Regions from separate parts of the Homo sapiens genome. Here all the other regions are linked to region 1. Evidence: chromatin loops called from intact Hi-C (ENCODE). Cell type or tissue: PC-3. All regions are shown on one strand. Each heading gives the region's core, and the rest is flanking DNA. Links, peaks and the distances in the headings are about the cores only. Region 1 holds the start of LOC105370780 (a long non-coding RNA gene). Region 2 overlaps LOC105370777 (a long non-coding RNA gene). Region 3 overlaps FSIP1 (fibrous sheath interacting protein 1). Region 4 has its middle 140 kb from the start of THBS1. Region 5 has its middle 120 kb from the start of LINC02694.

What was found. A loop is a pair of places that touch in the nucleus more often than their neighbours do. Peaks named below come from ENCODE experiments on the same cell type or tissue, not always from the same donor. Only the 100,000 strongest peaks of a DNase experiment are listed, where the experiment ranks them.
Region 2: it touches region 1 in a loop (5-fold over the local background); 8 of 110 quality-filtered maps call a loop at or near these places.
Region 3: it touches region 1 in a loop (13-fold over the local background); 31 of 110 quality-filtered maps call a loop at or near these places.
Region 4: it touches region 1 in a loop (5-fold over the local background); 11 of 110 quality-filtered maps call a loop at or near these places.
Region 5: it touches region 1 in a loop (5-fold over the local background); 17 of 110 quality-filtered maps call a loop at or near these places.

Annotation. Positions count from the first base shown.
Region 1 is chr15:39,169,006-39,175,299 of GRCh38, forward strand. All of the region lies in intron 1 of LOC105370777 (a long non-coding RNA gene), which reads right to left. It overlaps LOC124900600 (a long non-coding RNA gene), which reads left to right. Exons shown (of 3, transcript XR_932142.3): 3 at 502-1,160. It overlaps LOC105370780 (a long non-coding RNA gene), which reads left to right and starts at 4,590. Exons shown (of 3, transcript XR_007064591.1): 1 at 4,590-4,674. RefSeq lists enhancers at 2,359-3,314, 3,315-4,270 and a silencer at 3,043-3,337. In PC-3, for the core only: a CTCF peak has its summit at 3,250 (motif pointing right); a DNase peak (open chromatin) is centred at 3,216; H3K27ac peaks cover 1,676 bases.
Region 2 is chr15:39,270,831-39,277,124 of GRCh38, forward strand. The region is part of intron 1 of LOC105370777 (a long non-coding RNA gene); the gene reads right to left. Among named protein-coding and RNA genes, the nearest start is that of LINC02915, 23 kb to the left of the region's middle. RefSeq lists enhancers at 4,036-4,537, 4,538-5,037. In PC-3, for the core only: no CTCF peak of the experiment used is centred there; a DNase peak (open chromatin) is centred at 3,261; H3K4me3 peaks cover 1,053 bases; H3K27ac peaks cover 3,834 bases.
Region 3 is chr15:39,754,671-39,760,964 of GRCh38, forward strand. The region is part of intron 5 of FSIP1 (fibrous sheath interacting protein 1); the gene reads right to left. Among named protein-coding and RNA genes, the nearest start is that of FSIP1, 25 kb to the right of the region's middle. In PC-3, for the core only: a CTCF peak has its summit at 2,393 (motif pointing left); a DNase peak (open chromatin) is centred at 2,391.
Region 4 is chr15:39,435,479-39,441,772 of GRCh38, forward strand. No RefSeq gene overlaps it. Among named protein-coding and RNA genes, the nearest start is that of THBS1, 140 kb to the right of the region's middle. In PC-3, for the core only: a CTCF peak has its summit at 3,525; no DNase peak of the experiment used is centred there.
Region 5 is chr15:38,814,728-38,821,021 of GRCh38, forward strand. No RefSeq gene overlaps it. Among named protein-coding and RNA genes, the nearest start is that of LINC02694, 120 kb to the left of the region's middle. RefSeq lists an enhancer at 3,379-3,528. In PC-3, for the core only: CTCF peaks have their summits at 3,153 (motif pointing right) and 3,358; a DNase peak (open chromatin) is centred at 3,194.

The DNA.
Region 1 (6,294 bases), core at 493-5,492:
AAGGTGAAGCTGGAGGGTATTAGTATAATTTTGTTTGGCATTACAAAGAGAGGGTAGAATTCAGAGTCACACAGACCTGGGATGCATTCTAGTTTGTGGCCTGAGGTATATCCAATAAACTCTTTGGGTCTCAGTTCCTCAACTCTTTTTAGAATTTAGCATCATTTACTTTGTGGGTTCTATGTCTATTTTCTTCATTTAGGAAAAAGTATTTATTGAACATCTGGTGTGTCCATTTAGGCACTGCTCTAAGTGCTGGGGACATAACAATGAAGAAAATAGTCAAACATTCTCGCCCTTGTGGAACTTATAAGGACAGAGAGTATCTTACCTATTAATGTAGAAAAATTGGATTCACTCGTAACAACAACAAAAATGAATTTTCCCGTAACAAAAATGGAAGCAAAATGCTATTTTGAAATATTCTTAAAGTAACATCAGAAATTAGTATGCACCTATCATGTATAGCCTCATTATGTTCTACTTTGTCTTGCCATGCAGATGAGCTCAGCCAGAGTACTTCTCAGAGAGGATACCACGTGGATGCAAATAAGAGCAGAGAAAGCACCGAGTAGTTACAATGGTCCTTGCTGGGTGTTTGGAGAAGCTAATTATTTGAGAGAGAAACAAGCCTAGGAAAGACTTTTGGGATTAGGTGAAAAGTGTACCCTTGCAGGGAGCAAGAAGCCATGCCATGCCCAGGCTTTCGATCGCTCCACCACAGGATATCATTGTCCACAGGCCCTAACTTTAGTTCTTGATTTTTCCAACCTCTCTTTAAAGTTTATTCTTATTTTCCAAAACTTAGAAACCATGCCCAATGGAATATTGGCTGTGAAATGAATGAATGTGTGTCTCTGTTAGATCAGCCAGGCTGTTTCTCTTAACACATTCCCCCGACATGATTCTGAGATACATTAACATCACAATGCTTTCTTGACCATCGAGTCACACAGAAATGAAACCAGTCTGAAAAGATTTACTTTCCACAAGGCTATTTAAGTTACGACTACAATTTTTCTAGAGTCTCTTCTAGTTCCAAAGTACACATATATGAGTTATCTTTTTCTTTTCAAGACGAATTTTCTGGTTATGCTCCATTGTAAATCCCCTTTCGAAGTAGAAAGGACTTGTAAATAAATAATATGAGAAATTATTGTTACTTTTATCTAGGTTGAGGGGTTTATATAAATTCTGAGAATAATGAAGGATTCTATACTATGTAATCTATGAATCCCATTTTTTGCCGAAGATGTGACATGCCATGAGACTTTGCTGATGTGAATGGATACTATACATCTTATGTTCTTTTTCAATCACTTATTCTCCTACCTTATGATGCCTGTTTTATTTTCTTGCCCCAAGTAATGTTCTCTCTCAGTCTCTGAGGACTTAATAGCTCCATAAAGGCAAGGATCTTTAATTTTTTTTCGGTTTTATTCACTGCTTTATATCTAGAGCCTAAAACGATGTCTGGCATACAATAAACACTCAATATTTATTGACTGTTGAATGAGTTTTGGTTTTTAAATTTAGATGATGAAAGCAAATATATATCTAGCCACTAGTATGTGCCAAATACTCTTTTAAGCACTTTACACCTATTAACTTATTTAATCCTTAAAATAACCCACACAGGCACAGAGAGAATATAAATTTGTCCAAGTTTATTGGCAGAGGCAGGATTTGAACTCAAGCAGTCTGCCTCTGAGTCATTAACCACTGCACTACTACCGACTCTCTAGATAGCATACTTGGTAGAGAAAAAACATGTATGTTTTCCTTGCTTTTTAATATTAATTTTTAATTTTATATTTCTAAGTTATTTTATTAATTTAAATATATATTCATGTATGCACTGACTATATATTACAAATTTGTGGTTCAAAATTCAAAAGGTACAAAGAGATATAAAAGGAAAAGTCTCTCTCCTCACTCCTGTTCTTGAGCCAACCAGTTCTCCTTCCTAGAGGCAGCCAACAGCTTGTTCAAGTCTAATTCTGGCTCTGCGCTCCCCAGACATGTAACTTCAGGCAGAATACCTAATTTTTCTGTGCCTTGGTTCTCCGGCCTGAAAAATGGGGATAATAAAATACCTCCCACATGGAGTTTTTATGAGAATTAAGTGAATTAATATTTGTAAAATGCTTAGAATGGTACCTGTCACAAAATAAGTGCCAATAAATATTAGCCATTATTAATTTTGTGAGTCCTTCCAGATAGTTTACTCATATGTAAGATATATACATATATACACACACACACCTACACATACTCCTTTACCTCTCCCCCAGCCATTTTTTTTACAAATACAATTATGCACCTTGCTTTTCTCACATTTTAATTAAAAAATAAGTCCGCAAATATATTTTCTTCTGATAACCCACTATCAGCATTTCTGATGTGTGTCTTCTTGGCTTGAAGAAGGATAACTATGGTTTCCTGCTACTTTTTTTATTATTTCTTATTATTGTGATGGACATTGACGGAGAATAGCCATTCTGAGGGCAACCTGCGATAGGTAGGAATTAACAAAATCAGTCATGAAAAATGAGTGATGGTATAGATTGTGACCTTTTGAAGCTGGTTTTGGTCTCTGATCCATGTGGCTGTGGCAGCACCAAGAATTTCTGTATCAGGAAGTTGGGTACTAGCAATGATCTGACAAGAAAGTGGGGCCGGGGGATCTGTCTTAGAGTTGCATTTTCATAGAAAACATACTGTTTTCACCTGGCTTTAACACATATATGAAGTGGGGGTGTTTGCTGATGCAAGCTGTGAAGGAGAGGCATTATACCTGCCCCCCTCCCCTTTCCATCAAAGCATTCCTTGACCCTACCCCTGCCTCATGGCACTGTTGCCCTTGGCTCTACCATTTGGAGAAACAAAACAAAATGAAAACAAAACAAAAGAGAGAAACATAAGACCCATTTTCCTGATAGGCGCCCTGCCCGTAGAAGAAGAGCTGCAGCTTTGGCCCAGTCGGGAGGGTATGACAACCCCAAGTAGAGAGCTACTGAGAGAGGGAAGAGGAGAAGTAGGGGTTTTAATTGCAATTGCATTTTGATAGGAAGGGTAGTTGATCATACAACAGGTGAAGGAGGTCTTCTAGGGAGTGGGAGGGCCCAGACACTGGCTGTTAGCCAAATCCTCTCTCAGCTGCTCCCTGTGGTTTGGTGACTCAGGATTACAGAGGCATCCTGTTTCAGGGAACAAAAAGATTTTAGCTGCCAGCAGAGAGCACCACATACATTAGAATGGTAAGGACTGCCACCTCCTTCAAGAACAGGAGTGAGGGTGGTGGTGAATGGGAATGGAAGCCTGCATTCCCTGATGCATTTGTGCTCTCTCAAATCCTGTCTTAGTCTTAGGAAAGGAAGTAAAGTTTCAAGGACGGTTCCGAACTGCTTTTTGTCTCTGGGCTCAAGTTAGAGAACCTTGCAATCCTCAAAGATGTTAGGGCAGGAACAATCTGTCTTTCCAACCCCGTTTGAATGGCTTTTAGGTCACAAGTTATCCAAGAATGTCAGGGAAACTTTGCAGTTACACACCGACTCTCTGGTAAGGAAGCTCCAGAGAGACTGTGCCATGTGATGTCCCACATCAGTAGCCTGGAAGCCACAGAGTAACCCCAGACCCCTGACTCCCGGTCCCTTTGTCCTCTGAGGAGCTTCTCGGTCAGGGCCCTCATCCCAAATTCAGCCTTGTTGACCTTTTTCAAACTCAGCACTGAAAGGCTTCAAGGGCAACAGGAAGTCCCCAGGGAAGGGCAGCATCACCTTTAGGGGCTGCTGCTTTACTGGCTCTGTGCACAGAGAGTTCTGCACATGGAATGTGGACACTACATGTTTCTGAGCTGCTGCAGCTGCTCTGAACAAACGGACTCCCCCACTCCCGGGGAATCGAAACTACACAGTTTCACTCTGTCTTGTTGTGTTGTCAGCTGGCTTTCAGCATTCCCTTGTCCCCACAGAAACCTCTACATGGATCCCTTGCATGGGTGTTGTACAATGGGAGCTTTCATTCCTGCTTTGGCACCTGCAACCCTGGGTTAACAGTACCATGGAGCGGAGAAAGCGTTTACCAGAGTGCGGTGCCGCGATCCCACCCCGTGCAGCAGTTGAGCAGAGGCAAGTAGCAGGGCTATGTGTGCCTGCAGGGAAGGAGGGGAGATGAATCATGGGAGAACCATTCCCGCTGCTACCCTGAGTACTCGGAATGTCAACTACAAGTGTATTGTGTGAGGCAAAATGATACCCAATATTTACCCCTAACATATTCTGGGCTCCCAGGGGAAAACAGACCACAGAACCAAATGTACCAGCCAGGGTTCTTGGTTACAAGCCACAGAATCCATTCTTAATCAGAAGGCTGGTTCTGGAGCCAGGCTTTGAGGTCTCCATTCTGTCTTTATCTGTTACTCGCTGTAGGACCTATAAACCAATTATTCAACCACTCTGGGCTTCAGATTTTCATTCGTCAGATGAGGGCAGAAGGATTAATGCATTGAATATATGTGAACTAACTGGAGCAGGGCCTGACTCATATGAAGCATTCTGTTAACCATCATCACCATCACCACTACCACCACCACCACCATCATCATCATCATGATCATCATCATCATCAATTTATCCTCAATCAGAAGGTCATGGAAGCAGATTCAGAAAATGGGTAGGCATTAAGGGAGGATAAGCAGCAGGATTAATAGCAAAGTTTACGCTGCAGAAACAGCCTGATTAGAATGCTGTCCCTGGCACCACTGCCACGGCCTATGGTAGACACCACTGCCATCTCAGCTAGTCAGTCACCTCTATGGTCACTACTGAACACTGCTATAGTGAAATCAATTATCAATTCAGTTTTTCTCTACTTGCTCCAAATTCGAAATCTAATATGGAAGCAAATAATTGCCAAACCCCAGTTCACCTGTCTGAGACCTTTATGTCAGGGTTGAACAGAAATTGCATCTCATCCATTCTGTTTTCTGTACTGGGAAGTTGTGTTCTGTCTCCTATAAAGGCTCACATAATAGGGGATTCTTCCATTGCAGGGCAGACAATACCAACAACCCCAAATTCAACATTGGCAAATGTCCATACACAAAGAAAAGTGCGTAATAATGGTATGACACTAGGGCCACAGTGGTCACTACTTCTTGGGGAAGTCAGGAGCTCTCTCCTAAGCCTTTCTTCTAGGGCCTGCCTGGCTCAATGGATGACACTTCATGCATTCAGTTGCACAAGCTAGAATCCCAGGTATCATCCCTGACACCTGTCTCTCCCTTACGCCACATAGCCAATCCATCACGCACCATCCTTTCAATTTCACTGCCTGAAGTCACTTAAATCCACCTCTTTCCTTCTACTTCCTAATCCAAACAACCACTTCTGTGCAGTTAGACTATTACAATAACCTCATCACAGATCTCCCTGCCTTGTATCTGACCTCTCTCTACTCTGTTCTCCTACAACAACCACAGTTATCTTTTCAAAATGCAAATCTGAGAATCCATTAACCTTTCAGTTTAATGGTTTCGTAAGTCTCAGGTTAAAGACAAACTCATTAACATGCTCACATGGTCTTGCCTGCTTTGGTTTCTACTCTAAATTCAAATGTCCTGTGCTCTCACTCACTGCACACCAGACACAGTGCTCTTCCTACTGCCCCTATTCTACACATGCTCCCTCTTGCTACAAAGCCTTGTCCCACCTAGGGCACTTTCCTCCCCTCTTTTCCTGTTTATCCCTATTGTTAGTTGGTGGTCAGATCAAGTGTTACTTCTTCAGGTGAGCCTTCCCTGACCCTGGAAAATCTTCTTATTCCAGATTCTCAAAGCATCCTGAAACTTTTCTACACAAACATTCATCACAATTGTGCCACTTATCGTTTATTATTTATATAACACATGAAAGCAAGGACCATGTCTAACCATTGCCTAGCAAATCCCATTTGTTGAGGGAATTAATGAATGAAAATATAGCTTCTTATTGGAGGTTAAATTTATCATTGATTTTGAGGCCTGATTGAGTTTGTTGCATGGAGAAGAGGAGTAAAAGCATTTCAAGAATAGAAATAGGGGATTCAAAAGTCCCCAGATATGCAAGGAAAGGGTGTATTTGGAGAAAGTTTAGCATGGCTGTTGTACAGAGTGAGTGGAGATGGATGAGAGGGAGAAGGAAAGCAGCATATAAGGCTAGTGAGGGTTGGGACTAATTGCACAGGACTTTGAATGTGTGATAAGGTGTTGAGATGCACTTTTCTTTGTGTTTATGGAGATAATCTGTATGCCTG
Region 2 (6,294 bases), core at 832-5,831, 100 kb after region 1:
TTTCACCCTTCACCAGAGATCCATATACTTAGCAGTGTTGGGCCCAGAGCAGATAGGCAATAAACACCAGCTGAGCTGAACAGAGTGGAACAAGCCACCAGCTCCACCTTCCAACTTGCCATTGATGGGGAGAAAAGGCAAAACCACCTGAGCATTCAGCTTGCCGCTGCCTTTCCCTGCTGGAAAGTCATAAGCTTCTTCCCCGGGCTTCTTATGGGAAAGGCATGATCTTCTTGAGACTTCAGCGTAGGCACATCCTCGGGGAGCACTTTCTAATGGGAAGTGTGAGTCTGGGTGGATAGTGCCCATGACTCATTGTAAAGTCTATGTGGGAGCCTGGGCGGCTATAGTCTCATATGAAAAGTATTTCTGCTCTATCCTGCTCCTTCCCACGCTCAACCTTCCTGAGCCACCCTGTTGCCATAAGCATCTGTACAGTGCCGCAAGCCTCACTACTAAGTGTCATCCTTGGACCATCAGCATCACCAGAGGGCCTATTAGAAAGGCAGGATGTTGGGTGACATCTCAGTCCTAATGAGTTAAGACCTTTTTAACAAGACCTCCAGGTGTGTCCTATGCATGGTAAAATTTGAGAAGCCCTTCCCTGAAGAGGACCTTGTCAGGCATTCTCCCTGAGGAGACAGGTTTTTTGAGCTGTCTCCAGAATAATCTGGAGAGCTGTCCTGGATATAAATGATGCTTTCTTCCTCGGGGGGAGGAGAAGCTCCACAAAGGAGCAACAACACAAATTGTCTCCAACCCACAGATAGGCACAGAGCTCAAAAGAAATTAAGTCAAGCCAAATGGCAAGCAAGATGCTGTTAGTATGAGTGGTAATAGATAGCTCCCTATGTCCTGTTCTGTCATTCTGTCTGTTGCTGTACATGCTCCAGGACATCCTGCCCTTAGCAAAACATGCTGGAATGGGTTTACAGTGGGTCCGAGGACATATTCTAGTGAAAGACCAAAGCCTTGCCAGTCCTCTAGGCACAGTCGTTATCTCCCTGGACAAATGTGTACAAGTCACTATAGTGGGTCCACTTTCCCAGCATGAGCTCTGAACCTCAGGTTTGGTCCAAGCTATTGCAGTCTACTACTATGCAGTTAGTTCTTCCCGTCCCTCCACCCAGGCACAGTCTGTTCAGGTTTCAAGGCCCAATTCAAATCCTGCTTCCTCCACAGCATCTTCCTGGTCATTCCAAATACACTGGGGACATCCTCCAAGACACTGGTGTTTAATAATTTCATGGAAATTTTTTCAGCAGGCTATAAATTCCCAGAATGGGGAGACTTATGTCTGACATTATGTTCTATACCTTGTCCACTCCCCTGATTATAGAGACATAATATTCAGTATATGAGTACAAGTCCTTAAACACTCAGTTTGAACTGTCATGAGGATCTAGCAAATCTGTTTTCAGAAAGGACCTGGGGAAGCCCCTCAGCCTGGTGATCTTTCTCCTGCTTCCTGAAAACCCAGCACTCTTCATACCTATCCTATCCTGGCTTGGCTGTAGACTGAGTGGACGGTCTTTCCTCCAGAGGAACTTCTATGAGAGTCCAACAGACAACCAGATTCCAGAATCATATGGAGAAACCAGGTGACTGGGCTAAGAGGGGACCCTCAGTGTGACAATGGCAAGAGATGTTTATCCAGAGGACCAGGCCAAACAATTCCATCTAGTTATCTAGTTTTCTGTGACTCTTGGGTAGTAGTGAGCTATTATATCATGATGGGAATGACAGGAAGAACAGGGAGAAAAATAATATTAATTATAGCAGGCTGAGATTATTCTACATAGCAAACCACAGTTCTGTCCTCTACTGGAAAATTAGCTGTACTTCATGGTTGCCCCAGCTGAGGTGCTGTGGCTAAAAGAAGACTGTCTGAGAAAATGATGAAAGGCACAGTCTGACCTTTGCTCCTTGGAATGTTATTATTGTCCAAATAAACGATGCATATGTTATCAGAGCATCTTTTCTACCAGGTCAGTAGATGTTCTTCCTATGCCTATGCTATTACCCCTAAAGTGGACTAAGGTAGCAATGCATGGACCAGATCTGAGAATACAATTACTGAATACCCTTAAACACTAGTCAACCGAATATTGTAAGCAGAGGTGGAAATGACAACTGTGATTCTTCACTGTCATTACTGGCATGAAGAAGGTCCAGTCTCCTTCTCAGGACCACTGAAGTTCACAGGTCTAGGGAATACTGCTTGTACTGCAGTCTCAGGAATTCTACCCCATGGCATTTCCAGTGTGCAGCCTGCCTGTCATTTGCAGCTGCCCCAATCCTTCTATTTCCAACTGTCATTTATTCTTTCCAATGAATATAGAAACATGCCTGACAAACTTACGCACTATGAGAAAACTTAGAGCAGGGACTGAGTCTTGGAAAAAAGTTAAATGTTTTTCTTTTAAATAGATCTGAATATAATATCTTCCAGGATCACACATCCTAAAATAACTGTGATTCTTTTCTTTAAAAAGCAAACAAACAATATGCCCCTCCAATTAAAAGAAAATTCTAAAATGGAATTGCCAAAATTCTGGATGAGACATTCTTCCCTTTTACCTCTCTCATGCCGGGAAATTCTTTCTGCTTGCTAACCCCCGAATACCATCCGCGATTAGAAATAGAGGAGAACTCCATCGAGCACTGTGTTTCAGGTTCTCAACAAATATCTGGGGCTCTCAGACTGCCTGCCAGGCACCTTGCTAGGCACCAGATCCATAAAACTGGTTCTCACTTCTCTACCCATTTCTCCTTAAAAAGAAAAAAACTCAAAAGTTGGTTTGTGGAGGTTTGGGGTCCAACAACTATTTATGCAAAATATTTGCCGATTTTCACCAGCTTTCTATCCATGGCCTAAAGGAAGCTGAAACAGCTTAGAGGCTGAAGAAATGAACCACAGAGCTTGAAACAGAGGCAATCAAGTCATCTCAAACAGCGGGACTAGGAAATCTAAGTCAAGTCTGAAGAGAAAGGTAGTGAAAGACTTACCATTTTTCTTTTTCTTTTTCAAAAGAAGTCAATGGCCATTCAGTGTTTAAATGAGAACAAAGACTACAGGGGGGAAAAATTAAGGTAAATATTTGTAATAATGTGTCATTGCATTTTACATAATGGGCCAGCAGTCTTTGAAATGTGACGACATCCATATCTACAGTTTTATTTGTTTTTTCTTATTTGCTCTCCTGAGGCAAGTCTCTTTTAGGCTGTCAGCCACCAAAGCAGCTAGCAAATACAAGGACACTGAAAGGCATTCTGCCAACACGACCTCAGAAGTATTTACAGACTGCAATGGAGACCATGATATAATTCAGTTTCTGCATGGCTATACTCTTTGCCAATTAATATTCTAATGTATCCTTTGAGGATGTGGTAAATGTTGGTTTAAGATAAAACAGCAAAGACAAATATTAGTGTGCCACATAAAGGTATTACTTGCCATGAGAGCACTGTTTCTTAGTACAGACTACCTGGATTGCACAACCAGAGATTCTGGTCTCACTGGACCAGAGTGTACAGCCTGGGTACCAGGATTTTCAAATAGCCTCGTCCACCTAGTGATTCTAATAAGCAGCTATGATTGAGAAACACTGTACTCGTCAATTACCAGAATGTTTTGTATTCTATTTGGAACACAACTAAAATTTGACCTGATGAACTCGTGCAAAATATTAAAAGCTGAACCTGCAGAGGCCAGATGCAGTGGCTCATGCCTGTAATCTTACCACGTTGGGAGGCTGAGTCAGGCAGATCGCTTGAACCCAGGGGTTCAAGACCAGCCTAGGCTACATGGTGAAACTTCATCTCTATTAAAAATACAAAAATTAGCCAGGCATGGTGATATGCACCTGTAGTCCCAGCTACTCAGGAGGCTAAGGTGGGAGAATGGCTTGAACCTCCAGAGGCAAAGGTTGCAGTGAGCTATGATCGTGCCACTGTACTCCAGTTTGGGTGACAGAATGAGACCCTGTCTCAAAAACAAACAACAAACAAAAAAGGCTGAAACTGCAGAGAAATAGGGAGAGGACTATGGAAATATTATAGAAAGATAAATAGCTGAAGAAGTAATGTCACCGCCACACACCCTAACCTGATATTTGAGGAAAAGAGACGAAACACACAAGTAACAAAAACAAAAGGTGAAGCTTGGTTAGTCCAATCCTTGATGCCCAGAAAAAAATCTTACAGGAGACCAGAAGATAAGGGCCAACAAAAGCTGAACAGAAGTTCAGTGAAAATCAGTAAGGTCTTTAGGATAGTCTAGTTCTGCCTCATTTTCCTGAGGCAGCAGTGGGAAGCAGCTGGCCCTCCTGCCCCTCTCCCCAGCCCCTCCAGGCCTGCATGCTATCCTTGGGGACCCTAGGCCTCTGCTGGGATTTCCCTCTGCTGTGGGGATTTCCATGCTGGCCTAGAGGCCCGCGGCAAGTAGCCCAGTTGCTAGAGCCTGGAGGCAGGTGAGCAGGGTGGTAGAAGGTGAGGGAGTGATGTCAGAGAAGCCTCTCAACAGACAGCATCAGCTTCCTGACGCTTAGAAGACCCCTTGTTTCTTCCATCTCTTCAGAGCCAGGGCCATCAGGTGGCCCATAAACTCCTTTTTCACATGCAAGCTGAGAAGGCTGTGAGCCAGCCACATGGCAGGGGGTTGAGAGGCCATCACCCTGCGTGTTCACCGCCTCTCCTCGCTGCTGCTGGAAGGAAAGGGCTTTGCCTCCAGTTAAGGGAACATGAGGTCCTCATAAAGGTTTCAGAGAGTTGGAGCAGAGATGGAGGGGCTGATAACTTGTCTCTGTCCCTAATATCTGACAGAAACAAAGAGCAAGGAATACAACACTTACTATTTAACATTTAATTTAGGATGGCACCAATTTCCATTAAGTGAAGCATCAAGGAAAAATGCTGATATTGATAGTCTTCTAGGATCCTTAATCATTCTCATAATTTTAAAAAAATCTAAAGATTTTCTGAGCTAGATATGGTAGTAATTATAATTTTTGTAGTATATATCATGTGTATTACAAAAAGATACATATAAATATGTATAAAATATGATATATTTTCTGTAAATTCTTTATCCTAGTATTTAATTCCCATGACACAATAATTATGCATATTATTAAACCTGTTTCATCGTCGAGTCATTTGGTTAAAATAACTGTATTCGGGGATGTTTAATCCTTACAGCTCCTTGAACCAAAAGCCTGGAGGTTTAGTTACAGGTTTACAAATCACAGGGAAAACTGTTCCTAGTAGCTTTCTCATGCTATCATAGCCTTTGTCTTTTTCTGCCTCTCCTTTGTCAAAATATATCTGTCAGAGAAAGATTTCTCACCATGATAATCAGTAAATCTCCCCAAGAAATGACTGTAAAATTGGATAACATTGTCAAAAATAACAATTTTAGGCCTTTGAAAACTAAGCAAAGACAAGAAAATAAGCAAACAAACCAACTGAGAAGGATTTACCCATTAAATAAAAGACAGATAGACTTTGGGCCTCCATGGTATTCTTGCCTGGGGCTGCTCCCATCATCTCTCCAGCTCAAGGGTCTTGGTAGTTCTACCAGGGCAGGGCTGGTCATGAAAACCAGCAGCTTCACTCCTAGCAGGGCTCACTCGTGTCTAGTGGGACTGTCAGTAAAATAATAAGGCTAGTAACACACATGCCTCATAGTCTGAGGTTGCTCTCACAGATCGGGGGCATTTCAGGCTGGCAGACTAGCCAGACATTTAGCAAAGAGATCCTAGAAATGAGAGCACTGCAGAAAGCCTAGATAAGACCCCAGGCAGACGGGGATGGGATGCTACACACATGCTCATGGGACACCCAGAAGGGCCCAGTTGAAAGTAAAACCCAGGGAAGACTTGAAAACTGTCTGAACTTGGAACATGCTCCTGTTACCACATCAGCAGAAGGTGGAAGCTCTGCTGGCTTGAGGTGTTTGAGCACAACATCTGACCAGTCTTTGGGTGACCACTAAACTACAAGATGCAGGGGAATCCCGTGGGAACCCAGGCTAGTAAAATGAAAATAAGAATTAAAAAAAAAAAAGAAAAAAATAGCTGCCTGACATCAGTGGGGAAACAAGTTCTGCAGAATAAGTCTAGGCAACTTACTAAAACAGCAAGAGCAGCAGCAACAACAAAATGACAACAACCTTTGGGGGGAAAGTAAGAATCCAGAATTTTGACATCATCTATTTGCTAAAATGACTGGTTTTCAACAAAATATCATGAGATAGGCAAAGAAATAAGATGGTATGACCTATATTCAGGAAAA
Region 3 (6,294 bases), core at 504-5,503, 590 kb after region 1:
AGGTGGGTGATGAAACCATTAACTAAAGCAGAGAAAACATATAAAAGAAGGAATAAGTTTCAACAATAGGAGGAAGAAGGAAAGAAAAAGAAGAAAACCAGCAGGGAATAACAAATCCAGTAAAAATTGCACTATGCTATGAGAGGTCACTGTGTCAGATTCTACAGTGATGTCAAGTACAATCAAAACTGGAGGTATGCCATTAGATTTCAAATTTAGGAGGACCACTTATGAAGCAGCTTCCACAGCGTGACAGTAGAAAATACAGACACTGAAAAGTTAAGAAGTAAATGGAAGTTGACCAGGTAGCACCAAGAGATGTGGACTATTCTTTCAAGAAGTCTGACCTTTAAGGAGAAGAGGGAAACTGAGTGGTGTCTGTTTTAGAGTAAGATTAAAAAAAAAAATGAGGAAAAAGGCTTATTTGTATGTTCTGTTGGTTATTCATTGGTTCAATGGCTTTTTGATTCTGTTTTAGGACTAGAAGAGTTAAACATGGTAAGTTAAAGGGAAAGAGCCAGAGAGATTGAAGCTCTAGATGAAAAAATGGAATGACGAACAAACCAACAGCCAGGAACACAGTGAAAGGGATGGGATGTTACTGATTTTGGCCTCAGAGAATAAGAGTACCTTCCCTCCATCTAAAGTTAGAGGCAAGAGGCAGAGGATGAATGAACACAGTCAGGATGAAGCTTAGAAACAGAAGAAATGAATGTAAAAGGAATTCCTACCCTGTAGATTCATTTTCTCTGGAAAGGAAGACCAACCAAGACAGTGAAGGTCTTGCAGAAGATGGGAGATGAAGCACATAGTAATAGTTTGGAATCACCATTTTGGAGAATGCAAGAGATTGCTAAACAATGCTGAGACTCCAACAGAAATTAAAAACCAAAATCCTTGCCTGTGTCAGTCAGCACAGTTATGTGATTTCCTCCCTCTACCCTCTGCATATCAGAGTAGAAAGAGACTACCAGATTTTCTTTGAGTATTTAACCCAAGCATCCAAGAGCAGAAGTATCATATATCTGAGTCTCACAGAAAAGGCACCTAGAAAAAAGTATTCTCAAATTTGAAAAAGCCTAATTGGTTATGATGTTGATGTTTTGTGTTTATATGCATTTCTATATTTGGAGCTAGAAACACAAGAGAGAAACGTGACAAAGACAAAAAGAATAACCTCTATCAAAAAGCAACCCTGTCACTAGATGTATTTGTCTCAAAGAATATTGAATTCTACCTGTATTCATTAGATAAATGATAGAAACTAAGGGAAAACTCCTGGCGATGTAAAAGAGTTTTGATTTTTGCAACATGCCTCTAAAAAAACCCAAAAGTGACCCCTCAGTAATGGGATGGGACAGACTTTTAAAATACTTCAGAGATCTCTAGCAAGTACAATATTGTTTACTTCAAAATCCCAGTAAACTTGAGGTTAATATGTCTGGATTATAAGGTTCAAATGTGATATAAATCAATTTAATGTTGTTTTCAACTTTCTCTTGGAGTCAAGGCATCTTTTGTGTTTAGCACCTATAAATAAAAGTAAATGCACTATCCAACCACAGTTATTTTCTTCATTTATTTGCTGTTGCTTATTTGTGATGTTATAAGCCAACTGGGATGGGTTCTGTGTTTTGGAAGCTGAAAACAGGTTGGAAATTGCCATTCAGCCATCAGCCCAAAGTCCTTAAGGTTAATTTTTTGTTTGTTTGTTTGTGTTTTGGAGATAGGGTTTCACACAGTCACAAATGCTGCAGAGCAATGGCATGACTGCAGTCTCAAACTCGTGGACTCAAGCAATCCTCCCACCTCAGCCTCCTGATGCTTGGCTAATTTTTAAATATTTTGTATAGACAAGGTCTTGCTAAGTAGCCCAGGTTGGTCTCGAACTCCTGGCTTCAGGCAATCCTCCTGACTCCACTTCCCAAAGCGCTGGGATTACATGCATGAACCACCCACCCAACCTGAAGCTAACTCTTAAATAAGAGGATAAGAAAAACTGACTAGAAAAGAAAAATATCCATCCTAAGAATTTCTCCCTTTGTTTAAAGACAAAAAATGAAAAGAAAGAAAGTAGGTTTGGGTATATTGATAGGTATGCTGAAATAGGTCTGGCTTTAATAACGTGATCATGCTTAAAATGATTCTCTCTGAATATAGCTTTCAAGTCCCTTGCAGCTCCAGCTTTCACATCATTAAGTCCACTGAATTTCCATGTTAGAACATCAGGACTAATCTAACATTACAAGAAGTGTCTGCAGGGTGTAGAGCAGTCACATGACTCCAGAAATACAATGTGAACTCTATAGGTTTAAGCCAAAAATGTATGCCAGGAGCTTTAAAATTTTTTTAAATGCTTTAAGGCTTTTTAAAGTACTTATTGTAACTAGATGCTGCCACCTACTGGACAATTTACAAGTGCCTGAAACTGTGCTGGCAACAAAAAATTATACAGGAAAAAAAGGCAAAATTTTCCTGTTTTCCTAATAATACTTATAAAAATATCTTATTTAGAAATGTATGGCTATATATGATTGATTAAAATAATTTTTAAATTTTTATACATTTCTAATTAAAACAGTAGCTGAGATCTAATGAGTAATGGGAAATTCATTTCATTGTAGAACAGATGAAAGTAGCTTCGTACCACCTTATGATAGTGCTTATGTTGAAATACCAGGAATATGAGACTTTCAAAAAATCCGTGGCATGAGGTCAAACTGGACTGTTGTGTTTCTAATTATTTCTTTCATACTTGCAGTGAAAATATTCTGCTAATAATACCAAGTTTAAGCTGATTATTCCAAAAGTTTCCTCTTTTAGAATAAGGTAATAGTTATGTAGTCCAAAAAACAAATTAATATAATTAGGTTAATAATGCAGCCTAAAGTAAATGCTAACTACTTTTTTGTTTTTAAGAATTTAAAAAAAACAGATATGTGTGGCAATAAATGACTCCAAAACATATGTCTATGAAGTAAACAGCAAGCAGGAAATTTCATTAAGGAATTTGGCTTTTCTGTAAAAGAACAATCATCAAAAAAAGATTCTAATTAAATCTGAAGAAGCCAGTAATACAATAATGTTACCTCTTCATTTTGGTGAACTGGTCAAGTGTGAACTAATTAAGACAGTCAGTAGCAAGAGTGAAGTGCAACAGACATCTGGTTCACCTAACAGTATCTTGTATTCCCTTTTCCTTTTACGTTGACCCTACTTTTGCATCTTACCTGCTTTGCACACACTGCCAATACATAATAACTAAGAAGTCTGAATCTAAAAATTGAAGCTTTAATAATGTCATCATGTTTAAAACAATGATTCTCTCTTAACATAGCTTTCAAGCCCCTTGCAGCTCCAGCTTTCATATCATTAAGTCCACTTAATTTCCATGTTAGAACATCAGGACTAATCTAACATTATGGGAAGTGTCTACAGGGCCTACAGCAGTCACATAACTCCAGAAATACAATGTGAGCATAGATTTAAGTCAAATATACGGGCCAGGAGCTTTAAAAATTAAACATATTTGACAGTTTTGATTTGGTTTTGAAAAAAGGGCAACTGAAAACAAATGTCTTGCCTTCCAGGACCAAAAGTTCACTGGGTAGTGAACTCTGTGACCGAAAAGCTTAATGTTAAAAGGCCACCATAGATCCACTTACAGAGTGGCCTGTCTTACATTGCTTGCTCCAGAGTCAACCACAAGCAGGTTTGGTCTTTCAGAAAAGCCCTACCCACTAGAAAAATCAGTATTTGACTCCTGGTTTCCAAACTATAGACATTGAGATACTATAATATCCAGAATCTCATTCCTGACACTGTCCATGGATTTTTTTGAGGGGGGGGAATAAGGGGTATAGTCTCATTTCTATGAAGGTATAGAATTACTGATAAACATTGAATGAAATATATTAGTAAGTTGTACTTTTCCAAGCAGACTACGTTCATATACTGGTCTTTAGACATTTAAATAAATAAAAAAGCAGTTCATAAGCTATAGCTTTAGAGGTGCTTTTACAATCTCTTTTTTAAAAAATAATGTAGTCATTGCTAAACTCAGAAAAAAAATAGGTTTGAGAAAACCATGTTATTCCAAAATACTGCCCCAATAAAATATATTACAAAGACACAATAATCAAAATAGAGTGGTATTAACATCAGCACAGACAGAAATTTTAATGGAATAAAATAGAAAATCTGAAAATAAACCCAGTTCCTACACGATAAAGCTAGCATTTCAAATAAGTGGGGAAATGACAGATTATCCAATAAAGGGTCTTGGAATAGCTGGTTAGCAAATTGGGGGAAAAAAACAAAATCAACTCTCTAACTCATATCTAATACCAAAATAAATCTCAAGTGGGTTAATATTTAAATTTTTTCATTAAATTATAACTGATGAAAGGAAAATATATATTTTTTATACAATCTTGAGACATAAAAGGCCTTTTAAAGCAGAGTACCAATGAATGATAACATAAAAGAAATGACTAACTAGAGCAAGAAATGTCACAAAATTAAAAAAAAAGTTAGAAAAATGCTTATGGTGTTTGTGACAAATAATTAATATCCTTAATATTAAAAAAGTCTTTCAAATCAATAAAGAATACCTCACTTTATAAAAGAGACTAAGACATGAGTAGGTAACTCACAACTTAGCTAAACCAAAGAATAAATCTATAACCTCCCTGATAATCAGAGAAATACAAATTATTGTGATTCCACTTTAAATAAACAAAGCTTAAAAATAACTACAAAATCCATCGTTGGCATAGAAAAATAATATTCAGATACAATGTGGGTAAGAGTCTAAATTGATTTCAATAAGTCAATGTGAATAAAAATCTTGTGAAAGTCCAACCCTGGACTAAGTATTTCTCTTCTAGGAATGTATTTGAAAGTATACCCATTTTCTATAGCGGCCCTAACAAATTACCACAAACTTGGTGGCTTCAAACAACAGAAGTTATTCTCTCACAGTTCTGGAGGCCAGAAATCCAGAATCAAGATGTCAGCAGGGCCACGTTCCCTCCAGAGGTTCTAGAGGAATTTCTGTTCCTCCCTCTTCCAGCTTCTGATGGTTGCCAGCAGGCTTGAGGCTGCATCACTCCAATCTCTGCCTCCGTCTTTGCAGCACCTTTTCCTCTTCCTTATCTACCTCTTCTCCCTCCATCTCTTTCTGATAAGGCTACCTATGATGGAATTTAGGGCCCATCTCAATATTCCAGGACTTAATCACATCTGCAAAGACCCTTTTTCCAAATAAGGTAACATTCACAGGCTCTAGGGATTTGACATAGATATCTCTTGGGGGATTGGGGTGGATTTTTTTCAGCCAACCACAGAAGGTAATCATTGCAATAATTGACTAAGGATGTCACTGCAACATGTGTAATTTAAAAAATTGAAAAACTAAGGGAATAATCTAAATGTTCAATAGAAGGGTATTAGTTAAACAAATGATGGCACATCCATCTAATGAATTAATATATAATCATTAAAAATAATGCTGATGCACATTGTTCCAGTTATCTATTGTTGGATTACAAAATCACCCAAATCTAGTGGCATATGGTAAAAATTATTGCAGGCAAGATCTACTGATTGATGCTGAAATTAGTAGGTGAAAGCTGGAGAAGAAACAGGATATTTGCATAGTCTTAAAGCATCTCCCCCAAGATATGTATTAATTGTAAAAGAAAAAAATAGTAATTTTACAGTGCAGAAAACCAGCAGACACCATCTTAACAAAGTGATCAAGGTGAAACATTACCAATAATAATATATAACAGCATTAGGTATACCAAGTGTGATTGACTGAGAAGGGCACATAACTTCCAGAGTATGCTTGCCAAAATTCATAACTTTCATCTAATCATGAGAAAACATCACATAAACCAAAACTGAAGGACATTTTACAAAATAGCTGACCAATACTCTCCCAAAGGGTCAACATCACGACAGACAAGGAAAGACTGAGGAACTATCACAGATTGGAGGAGATTAAGGAGACATGACAACGAAATGTAACATGGGATCTTGGATTGGATACTAGTAAATAAAAAGGACATTAGTGGGAAAACTGGTAAATTTTTAAGAAAGTCTATACTTTAATTAATGGTATTATACCAATGTTGATTTCTGAGTTTTGATCACTATGGTTATGTAAGATTAGGAGAAGCAGGGGGGAAGGGTATATGGAATTCTGTACTACTTATGCAAGTTTTCCATAAATTTAAAATTATTTCAAAATAAAAAGTAAAAAATAAAACTTAATGGCATACAACAAAT
Region 4 (6,294 bases), core at 898-5,897, 270 kb after region 1:
CTTTCTCTAAGGAAGCTCCTGGATTTCCCATTCTTTTTCCTCTCCAGCCTATATGGCATGAGCACATAGAGAGTACTCAGTGAAGACTTCTTGAATTTAAAGGAATTAAAATCAAAGCATGGGCACAAGTTGCCAAGAGGAAAACAAACATCTCATTCCTTATTCCAAAACCACAGGGACACTTTACTACAAAAGTACCTTAGAAGCACGTACATAAATCCTCCAGTATATGACATGGTTCTCCGTTTTGCTAAATTCTTCATGGGTGTGCCTCTTTCCTGTCAGGATTTCCTACATATAAAAGAAAGCACAAAAATTCCCAATCATCTCTGGTTCTTCCCTTGTGGGGAAAAGGGCCAAGACATAATCCTTGATTTCCCACTTTGGAAGGCGTATACTAAAATTTTAACTCTGAAAGCAAAGAAGACACACAGAAATCACTGAACCCTTTTCCATCCCCAGTATCTTCTGGTTGACTCTTGGAAGTAATATTAAAGATAAAAGAATCCAGATCTGAAAATTCAGGTTTGTTGTCTTGAGTCAATCTACTTTCCTCCAAAATATTTCCAAAACACCTAGGAGCCTAGACTCCTGACCCAAGTTTCTGCCTTTCCCTTGCTGGTTTATCAACGAGTGTTTATATCATGCAGTCAGTGTGAGGAGATGGGCTGTCAGAGACAGCTCTTCTAATTTGCAAATAGTAAGATAGTTGCTGTCCAAGCAAAGAGCCAAACAAAATGCTCACATATTTTAAATAAGATTATTATTAATGCAATTGTCAAAATATTTCTGACTCAAGACAAGCAGAATTTTTTTTTAAAACCCTTTAAATGACCTTGTATACAACTTCCTTAAAAAGTGAATAATTTAAAAGGGCCCTAAATCAGGGGTCAGCAAACTACAGTCCACAGGCCAAATCCAGTCTGCTACCTGTTTTTGTAAGCAAAGTTTCACTAGAATATAGTCTATGATGGCTTTCACTCTACAATGGCAGAGCTGAGTGTTTGCAACAGAGACTATACTGCCCACACAAGGCCTAACGCATTGACTAGCTGGCTATTTAGTTTCCCAACCCCTGCCCTAAATTATTTCACACGCTTATTTTCAAACAAGTGGTCTCTAACTGTTTATCTCTACCTAATATATCTCATGCCAGGAAAGTATCCAAAATTACAACTTCTCTTTATAGAAACAAGAGAGAACACTTCATCTTCATACTCAAGGAAAAGAGTTTATTGCCAATTCTAAAATCAACACACAGAACACAGTTTTTCTTTAAGTTCGGGATATATGTGCAGAACGTGCAGTTTTGTTACATAGGTATATGTGTGCCATGGTGGTTTGCTGCATCTATCAACCCGTCATCTAGGTTCTAAGCCCCGTATGCTTTAGGTATTTGTCCTAATGCTCACCCTCTCCTTGCCTCCCACCCCCTGACAGGCCCCAATGTGTGATGTTCCCCTCCCTCTGTCCATGTGTTCTCATTGTTCAATTCCCACTTATGAGTGAGAACATGTGGTGTCTGGTTTTCTGTTCCTGTGTTAGTTTGCTGAGAATGATGGTTTCTAGCTTCATCCACGTCGCTGCAAAGGACATGTTCTCATCCTTTTTTATGGCTGCATAGTATTCCATGGTGTATATGTGCCACATTTTCTTTATCCAGTCTATTGTTGAGCATTTGGGTTGGTTCTAAGTATTTGCTATTGTAAATAGTGCTGCAGTAAACATATGTGTGCATGTGTCTTTATAGCAGAATGATTTATAGTCCTTTGGGTATATACCCAGTAATGAAATTGCTGGGTCAAATGGTATTTCTGGTACTGCGAGTCAAATGGTATTTCTGGTTCTAGATCCTTGAGGAATCGCCACACTGTCTTCCACAATGGTTGAACTAATTTACACTCCCACCAACAGTGTAAAAGCATACAGAACACAGTTTTAAAGGACAGCTATATTTCTCAAAATGTTTGCTCAGAAAGGAGAGTGAGCTTTCTCCTGCTAACGTATGCTATGTTAGGTAAGACTTGGAGGGAGCTCAGAAGTAGAAAACTTACATGGAAAGTCTATCAATGTAAACTGTAAAAGGGGTCGCTGGACACAGGTGTGATGAGGTGACAAAGTGTCTGAAGCAGTAGAGTGAAGCTAGACAACTGCCTTCACTGATTCCCTTTGGCAGAACAGGAGCTGCTGCACCACTCATATGTCACATCTCATGGACACTCATCAGGATCAAGATGAACGGCGAGAACAGATCCCAAACCCCAGAGACTAAGCATAAACAGGGCTGATATGGAAGCCTCTCCGTGTCAAGACCCAGGCCCCTTCCATCTTATTGTTCTGGCATCTTCAGTTTGTTGTCCTTTCACATGGCCCAAGAAGGCCCCAGCATGTCTGCACTCAGTTCAGAGGGACAGGAGGGGTGGGGCAGGGAAGAGGCAGCACAGACCAGAACTGAGTCACTTGGGCAATTGGGCATGAGGAGCTGCAGAAGAGGCTGACAAATGTCGTCTTTTATTGTAGGAAGCCGTGGCCCCAGAAAAAATTCAAGCATCCTGGTGCTTGAAGGACTGGTACCAGGAGACGACTAGCATCCTCTACTACAATGGAGAAATATTGCCTCAGGATGAATGAGTCTAACATATCATTTCTTGAGAAAAGACGTGAACTGGGAGAAAAAATAACAAATTCTGTAAAGGGAAAATGAAGGCACCATCATATTTGGAGAAAATATCCAAAAAAGAGGTGGATGAGCCTGGTAATAGACTTCCCCAAACTTCTCCTGGGACCAACATTACCCCATACAGTTTTGAGTTTTTTGTTTGTTCGTTTGTTTGTTTGTTTGTTTCAAGATTCATATAGTCCCTAGTCTGGTTCCAGATCAAAGGGCATGACCTTCCTACTAAAATTCAGACTGTGTCTGGTGTGGGCTGCCAGCCATCATGTGATGTCCTGCTTGGCGTCTGCGACACAGAAGTGCCAGCACAAGGCAGAATAACCAGGAAGCTCACTTCCAAAGCCATTCACATGGGGTGAGAGCACAGTGCTGCCTCAGCCAAAGCTCGGACAGCTCTACCCAATCGGCAAATCAAAAACAACAGGAAAGAGGTGGGCAGACCTGCTCCCCCCACACCCAGGATCCACCAAACCTGTGCCAGATGAAACAAAAAAGAAAGGAAAAATGAATTCAGACACCTGTGGCAAAGAAAAAGGTACAGGCTGACCCCACATTCCATTTATTTCAGGCTTCCTCCAAGCCACTGCTTGTCATTTTGAAGCTTTACTTGTCAAACTGCACATAGTCAATTTTTCAGCCTTACCAAAAAGAGAAAAGAAAAAAAAAGAAAAAACAGGACCCAAAAATGAAATCCATCTTTGCCAAAGGGAGTTGCACCATCCTGTGTAGCAGCAGGCACAGGTGCTGCTGGTACAATCCAAGTACGGGAGAGAAAGAAATTTGTTATCCAGCTTTTCCACATTTTGCCACTGACAGGGAGACCCTTTTCATATTTCCTGTGAGGAGATCCCTCAAGTGGGGAAAGAAGGAAGGTGCAGTTAAGGTCTCCTCTGCCCAGGTGGCAAATGCACCTGGCCCTGTCATGCTGGCTTCCTGAGTGGGTGCTACACATTCTGAGAAGGAGGGATGTGACTGCGTGAATCTCAACACCCCACGCAGCACTCCAAGCTGCTAAGCCCAGAGAGATGGTCCAGGGGGAGAACCGCACCCGTCACCCAGCACCTGTGGAGTAGCCAAAACCAAGGCCAGCCCTTGATGAAATCTTGGAGTTTTAATTGTCTCAAGTTTGCTTTCAGTGTCCTTTGCCCTCTGTTTTGCATCCTTCTCTGAGGAATCCCAGACTGCTTATCCACCACCTCACCCACGCAGCCCATATCAGTACTGTCTGAGTCTAGACTTCCCTCAACATCCCCCGCTATGAAAATGCGCGTGCAGTGCCTTTCATGTTACTGCAGGAAAATGGTCTGTGTTAGAAAGAAGCTGATAAAAACACTTCCCTGAATAACTCTTGAGTCAAAGAGGAAATCAAATTTGCAGTTTAAGAGTTTTTAGAGGGGAAAAAAAGGGACATTTACAAAACTATATATCAAAATGCATAGTCTGCGACCAAAGTTTATTTAGAAAAAAATTGTGGTTTTATACATACCTTAAACATTGAACTAGAAAGAACTGAAAATAATAAGCTGAGCAGAAAATAGAAGAAAAATATTAATAACTTTGAGAAAGAGAAAAGAGATATATAACTATAAAAAAATTACAAGGCAATAATGCATATAATTCTATGCATTTTAAAGTATTAGAAAATTTTCTAGAACATTTAAATGGACAAAATGACTGACTGAGATAGAAACATTAATATGCTAAGTGAAATTGGAGGGAAAAAAGTTTAAAATAATACAATAAATAATTACCAGGCATAGATGCTATGTAATTCCTAAGCTTTTGAGATTATTTCAGAGAATTCAGAAAGATGGCAAGGTTTTCATTAATTTTAAAATGTTAGTACAAGCCTGATATTCAAAACTTGACTAAGTCAACACACATACACATCACACCACAAACATGGACACACAGGGCACATACTATACACACCATTAATATAATGTATAATATGTAAAGATCATAAATATGTCTTTCAATGTGATCAACCTAAATATTAAAAGAATCATTCAAAATGGTTAAGTTTTATTCCAAGGATACACGGTCATTCAGTGTTAGGAATTCTATTTGTATAATTTATTAGTAGGTCAAAGGAAAACAGATGACCAGCTCAAAAAATGCCTAAAGGACATTTGACAAAACATAACGTTCATTTCTCCATTTTAAAAAGTTAACCTGGGCATGGTGGCTCACACCTGTAATCCCAGCACTTTGGGAGGCCAAGGTGGGCAGATCACTTGAGGTCAGGAGTTCGAGACCAGCCTGGCCAACATGAGAAAAACCCTGTCTCTACTAAAAATACAAAAAAAAATTCTGGGTGTGGTGGCATACACCTGTAATCCCAGCTGCCCAGGAGGCTGAGGCAGGAGAACTGCCTGAACCCGGGAGGCGGAGGTTGCAGTGAGCCAAGATCACGCCTCTGCACTCCAGCCTGGGTGATGGAGTGAGACTCTGTCTTTAAAAAAAAAAAAAAAAAAAAAAAAAAAAAATTGTAGTGAAGTTGGAAAAAGACATTCCTTAAAATGATAAAGAGTTTGTCTATTGAAAGCCAACAAGCTAGAATAGTTGAGGCACTCCCATCAAAGTCACATTAAACAACGATGCCTGCTACCACAACTATTACAATACATTGTTACAGAAGCTCTATTACATATTGGTAGACAAGAAAAATTGTCAAGTGAGGTATTACTATTGGAAAGAAGAAGATAAAAGTAACATTCTCAGCAAAACATTGGATTATTCATTTGGAAAATTTATGAGAATCAACTAAAAGACCATTAGAATGAATAAGATTTCCTGACAGAGGCCAGTTAGAAAATAAAAATACCTCCTCAACATACTTGCAATAACAAATTTAAAAATAAAACAGAAAAATCCATTTAAAAAGTAATAAAGAGAAGCTAGCTAAGAATAAACTCAACAAGAAATGTAAGATACCTATTTTTTATTAAAAAAGAAACTGTAAATTACTGAAGGAAATAAAAGGAGAATTGAACCCATGCATAAACACTCAATACTCAAGATGAAAAAACTTAATACCGAAAGCATGCCATTAATAAACTGATCCATAAATTTTACACAAGTCCATCCAAACCCCACCAAGCTGTTGTTTTTGTTGTTATTTTAGTTTTATTTTGGTTTTTTCAGATGGAGTTTTGCTCTTGTCGCCCAGGCTGGAATGCAATGGTGCTATCTCAGCTCACTGCAACCTCCGCCTCCTGGGTTCAAGAGATTCTCCTGCCTCAGCCTCCCTAGTACCTGGGATTACAGGCACCCGCCACCACGCCCGGCTAATTTTTGTATTTTTAGTAGAGACGGGGCTTCACCATGTTGGACAGGCTGGTCTCAAACTTCTGACTTTAGGTGATCTACCCGCCTTGGCCTCCCAAAGTGCTGGGATTACAGGCATGAGCCATCGCGCCCACCTGTTGTTTTTAATTGTTCTTTGCTGCGGCTGTTGCTGAATTTTAAAACATGAATATGATATTCATCTTGAAAAATATATATGAAGTAACCATAAAAATCATGAAAAAGACATGTAATGAGGGAGGACTTACACATGTGATGACCTATAAATGGAATGTTAAAACAATGTGTTGCTGTTGCAGGCTATAAGGCAT
Region 5 (6,294 bases), core at 857-5,856, 350 kb before region 1:
ACCTGCACATTGTGCACATGTACCCTAGAACTTACAGTATGTATATAAAAAAAAAAAAACAGCAGAGCACATTTCACATTGCTGTGGGTCCTCTCTTGTATTGCAAGACTTTCCTTCTTCCTAGTAGCATTTTTGAGACTTCCTTGATGTTTGAGCCAGGTTGGTCTCATCAGTGCATTTTTTATTCCCTTTCTTTGGAAGTGAGTAGAAATGGCCAATTCAGATGAAAGCTGTCACCCTCTGCAGGGTCCTTTCTTGATTCTATGGCTGCTATCACTTTTTCCCACTCTCTGGTTTCTGGCCTTTCCCAGTTCACAACATCTTCTGAAGCCACACTTGTGGTGAAGTCTTGGGGCTGGAAATGGAAATTTTTCTCCCTGAGAAGCCTGAGGCTGTTATTGTTAAGTAGCTGCAGATTTTCAAAACTTTGAGGATCCAGGACAACAATAGTGCACATTGTTTTCCCTGTTATTTCTTAAAAAAATTTATTGTTACATAATAATTTTACATATTTATGGGGTACGTGTGATATTTTGATACATGCATACATGTGTAATGGTGAAATCAGGGTGTTTAAGGTTTCCATCCCCTTGAACATTTACCATTTCTTTGTGTTGGAAACATTTCAAATCTTCTATCATTAGACTCTGTCTCAACAGCTCATATTTTCTGCCCTTCAGTCCAAGAAATGTATGAGAATAGTTGTCAAGTTCACTCACCGTAAGGGAAAAGAACATCAAAACCTTAGTTTCCTCGTCTACAAAATGGGATTATAACATGTAAGTTTACAAGGCTATCATAAGAATTAAAATAACGAATGTGGAGTCACTCTACGGAAACATACCAATAATAATAAAAGCAGTTTAGAAGTATGCAGAAAGTAGAGTTATTCTCCATGACCTTGCACTCCGTGCCCTAGTTCTGTCCTCCTCCGGTTATCTTCAGGATCCTCTAGATTCTTCATGATGTATGGGCTCTTATTAATTCTAGTGCCTGACAGGAAATTGAGGCTGACAGTTTAGTAACTTGCTGGGTGTTAGCACTTTTTATCTTACACTCCTGCCAAACATATGGTAAAGGCGATTACTACCAGAGAGAAGACTGAGCGTCAGGGTGGTAAGTGGCATGAGGCAGCCATGTGTGAGACATGTCCCCTGTGGATATGGGTAAATTGGGTCCTGCAAAGTACCTGGATCTAGAGAGAACCATGCTGGAAGGAAAGTCTTGCTTCTGATGGCAGAGTCAATCAAGCAGGGCCAGCCTGATGACCAAAAGACGTGAAGGACAGGGAGCGTCTGGCAGATTCAAGAAGGGAGCAGAGTGCTGCGTGCCACCTGTAGCTTCTTTCCGTGCTTTCTAATCCATCATCTTGTCTTTGAAAGTATCTCCTGGGGAGAGGCCCTTTGGCAAGAAGGCAAGCTGGGCCTGTTCTCATCTTTTCCTCTATTCTCATCCCAGTTGGAAATAAATACCTCAAAGCTGGTTGACTTTCCAGCAGGTCCAATTTGTTTCAAAGTCCATTTTCAGTCAATTTCATCGGCACATTCTTCCAGGAAAGATGAAACTATTCCATGGAAATGGCTGCTGGGGGTATGGCCTGTGGACAGAAATAGTTGAGGTTATTGCCTTATGGAGCGTAAGCTTCAGAAATGCTTGTAGAGGTCAAAGAGGTGCCTCCCTTCTCTTTTAAGAAATGAGAACACTAAGGCCACAATGGGCAGGCAACTTGCCCAGCGTGTCACTTGCAGGTGTCCTGCCTTTCGAAGTCTCCTAAAGGGAACGAGGGAGTATCAAAGACCCACTGCTTCAGGGAAAGAAATGAGATGACAGAGCTGGTCAGCTGCAACCGATCTTACCAAAGGTTGGGTTAAGAAAGTGGGAGTGCATAAGCCAGGGCAAGACAGATTTCTCGGAAATCGAGAAACAACAGAGTAATACCCAAACAGGGACTTGGAGCAAACGAATCAAAATCAAGAGCCAATACTAGATGGGGACATAGTGACGCTAAGAACAGCTGAGAATGATTTAGGATCAGCATGGTGAAAAACAAGCTATCTTCAAGTTAATAAAATCAAACAGGAGTTCTAAGAAGTGAAGGCAGCCTCTGGATTCTTTATTGCCTTCCCATTATAGGGAAGGCCTCCACAACCTGGCCCAGTGGATGTTTTCTGTAGTCCCTGTTGACTTACTCAAATGCAACCACTTCCAGCTCATCAGATCTATGCCCTGTGTCCTCTGCCTCTGGAGCTTTCCTCAGGCTGTCCTCTCTGCATGGAATGCTGTTTCCCCTTCTCTGGTCCAGCCGAATTCTACATATCCTTCAAAGACCAGTTCAGTTCCCACATCTCCATGAAACCTTCCATACACACTGGCTGAAAGCATTCTCCCTGTTTGCTGGTCTCCAGTTACACTGTTGCCTCCTCCTATCTTATACACAATTAGAGTGATCTGTGTGCAGGCATTCTAGGACTAGCTTCTCCTGCTTTTTGGAAAGTCCATGAGTCCATCTATAACCCACAGGGACCTTACCTGTGTGCCTCACGCATAGTAGGTGCTTAAAAAATATTTGCCAAAAAAGTGGTCATCTAGAGGGGTACACATGAGAGTATCAGCATCATACTTGGCTTCAGCCAGATTCTCACTAGGGGCATCATGTCCCTAAGTAAGGAGAAATGTGGAGAAGATGAGAGCATTCAGAAGAGAGCCACAGAGATAACGCATTTAAAAATAGGCTAAATAAAGTCATATTAAAGGAAAGTAAAGCTTAGGACTTTTCCTGGGAAGTGAGGCACATTCGTTAATCTTTCTCCAGGCCTATAAAGGGCTTTTGCCCAGAGAAATGACAGCAGCTGCTTTTCATCCCTGATTAAATCAGATCAGTTGGAAATTAAACAGAAACATCGTTCAGATCACAAATAGGGAAAATATTTCTGAGAGAGGGTGATTAAACTCTCAGAGGAGTTACCATAGGGATTTGTAGACTTTAGGTCTCCACAGGATTATTAAACAGATTCCTGTGTGTCAAGGCCAGTTTAGTGGCTCCCTCTGGAATGAATGCCATGGAATGAACTTGACAATCTGTTCTCTCACACCTCCCTGCGCTGGCCAGGTGTCGGCCCTAGGTGTCACTGGCGGTCAGTTCCAGGCTGTTCCAGCAGGGGGCGGCCACGCACAGTGAAAGCCCACAGGTACAGCCGGCCAGAATGGTTCGAAAGAGTGAATCTACCAGGTTTGTGAGTGGACCAGGGACCCAGGTGTGAGGTGTGCAAAGAAGAGTAAGCACTTTCCATGGGCACGCCCAGGAAGCCACCACAGATCCTCTCACTTTCTCCACGCCCCCCTGGGTGTTAAGAACAGAAAGTGCACTTGGTAACTTGGAAAAACCCTCTCTCTGCATTGAGGCACAGTCATTTCCAAAAAGTCCCCAGAGCCTGTGCTCAGAGAATCGGGTGGTGTGCTGAGACTTCTTTGGATCTGCTTCTGCAACCCAAGCATGGTGCATAAAACTTTATCCAAAGAAAAAAAGGCAAAATGAAAAACAATTGGTGAAGAGGAATAATGGCATAGGTAACTCAGAAGAGTAGTGTCACTTCCATTTGATTTTAAAGATATATACACACAGGCACACAGGGCATCTGCCTGCCTGCTGTGTTCCCAAGTCTCCTTCTGAGGAATGCTGCTCTGGTGCATGGCGTTTCCTTGTGCTGTGTCTGGTAATTTGCTGGCTCCGCTGCCACCCAACAGGCCGGGCATTGGTGGCTCAGCTGCAGGCAGCCTCTACGGGCTCCGTGGAGGTGGCCCCTGCCTGTGAAGTGGGCAAGTCTAACAGCACCTCCCAATCGGGATGCCGCAGATTAAATGGGACAACCAATCAGATTAGACCCCCTCTCAGGGACGGTGCTGGGATGAGATTTACCAGTCAGGCAGTAGGCAGTTGCTGCAGTCTCCTGAATGAATAAAGCCTGCTTTTATCCCAGTCTTAGAGGTTGTTGGGCCCTGCAGTCCCCTGGTCTGCTGAAAAGGCTTTCTTTGTGTTCTTGCTTCCCATCTAACTGTACAGCATCTTTCCATCGCCTCAGTGACCCAAGTACCTCTCTCCTGTTCAACCTGTCAGTGTACAATAAACACCCCGAGATTCCCCTTTCCTGCCACCCCCACTCCCTGGCAGAGGAGGTTTTGAATTGTTTTAATTTTGCATCCCCTTGAAGAAAGAGTTCAGCTCAAAAAATCTAGGTAGCTGGACCCCTAGAAATCACAATTGTGCTGTGTTGAAAAGATGCAACAGACATGAGCCCTGAGGTGAAGGAAGAATTACTGCACTTTTCATGTGGCTCCACATTTCGGCTAAGTTTGAGACAACTTTTCTTTTGCTGGTTTTCTGTATCTCTCTGCTTTCTTTGCGCACCCCATGCTCAGGGTTGTTTGTTTTGTGTCGGTGGTATGTCTTCAATCCGACTTCATTCTGACATCCTTTAGATTAGGAATTACGATTTATCCAGGATTGGTTTTATTATTACAGTGAAGGCCCACTAGGTTCAGTCAACTGAAAACTGGTGGCATTCTTCCCAGCAAAAGAGAAGGTTAGCCTGGATGTCTTTCTGTGAAAGACAAGGGGTTTTTAACTCTGAGATTGAACCAAGATGTTGATAGATTGGAAGATGGAGGTGGAAAGATGGAATGCAGCCAGGGGTGGATATCCTTAACGTAGTCCCGGCTTTGAAAATGCAGTGCTTTCTTTGGGATTATTTCAGATGTCAAACGCAGCAGGGTTGACATCAGTACACAGCAGGCCATGGATTATGGCTGCCTCTAATGACTGTGTTCCACTGTGTTTATTGTTCTGGATGTTAATATATAGAGTAAATGATAGTCCTTTAATTGAAGGTTGGAAATGCCCCATGCCAAGGCGCCCGGGTGGACACATCATTAACCACTGAAGTGAAACCCAAGACACTTGCTGGCCAGGAAATTATAGCCACGGAGACCATCTTCCTATTTGTGTATATGGTATGTGTGAGAGAGAGCGGGCCCAGCAACTGGCCTGCACCTTATTGGCAGTTCTTGATTTTACTGGGAGGAGAAAAACATCATTTAGAAACTAGCAAGAGCACATTAGTTCCACAGGAAATCTCAGCTAATCAGAACTTGAATGGAGCATATTTCTACCCAGCGTATGAGCACAGGAGAGGAGAGAGGGGTCAGCTCTCTGCCTTTCTTTTTAGACGTTTTTGAAGTGGCTCTTCAAAAACTTTCTCCAGTTTAATTGTAGAAACAATTTATGATGCCTCAGTAATAGAGGTTGAATTTAAAAATTCCTTATAATTATTCAGACTGTAACTCCTGAGAGAAGTCTTGACAAAGTATCAGACCATAAATTGGCCCTAATTGTTTCTATGGAAAGGTATAATCATTCCCTGTTGCTTCTATAACAAATTACCCCAAGCTCAGTGGCTCAAAAGGACACAGATTTATTACCTTATAGCTCTGGAGGTCAGGAGTCTGAAATGGGTCTCACTGGGCTAAAACTAAACATTCTTTTTGGAGGGTGCAGGGGAAAATCTGTTTCTTTACCTTTTCCAGCTTCTAGAGGCCACCCGCACCCTATGGCTTTGGGCCCCAGCCCCCCAGCAATTGGATCACTCTGATCTCTGCTTCTGCTTTCACACTTCCTTCCCTGACCCTCCTGCCTCCCTCTTTCAGTGACAAAGACCCCTGTGATTGCACGGGCCCATTGGATAATGCCGCATAGTCTCCCCATCTCTAGGCCAGCTAATGAACAACCTTAGTTCCATCTGCAGTCTCCATTCCCGCATGCCATATAACATATATTCACAGGTTCTGGGAATGAAGACATGGACATCTTTGGGGTGGGGGCATAATTCTGTCTGCTGCATGAAGTACTAGGTTAGCTAGGTTCCATGGAACTATAAACCAGGCTAGAAGATAAGGACTATTGATGGGGAGGTACAATAATGATAAAAGGCAGCTTCATATGTCCTAAGATCAAAAGAATCACAGAAATCAGGGGCATGATAGCTTACTTAAGAACACATGCTTTGGGCTTGGGCAGAAGAGGGCTGACTCCTAACTCTGTCCCTGCTGGCTGTGGGATTTTTGATAGAATATTCAATCGTGCTAATAGTTTCCTTTATTATAAAATGGAGGTAATAATGTGTACCACATGGGATGTTGTAAAATTTAAGTATGAAAATACAAATGAAATGTGCATGGTGGTGCCTGGCACTTAGTGAGTGTTCAGTAAGTGGTAGCTATCAATGGTAAAAACCACAATTA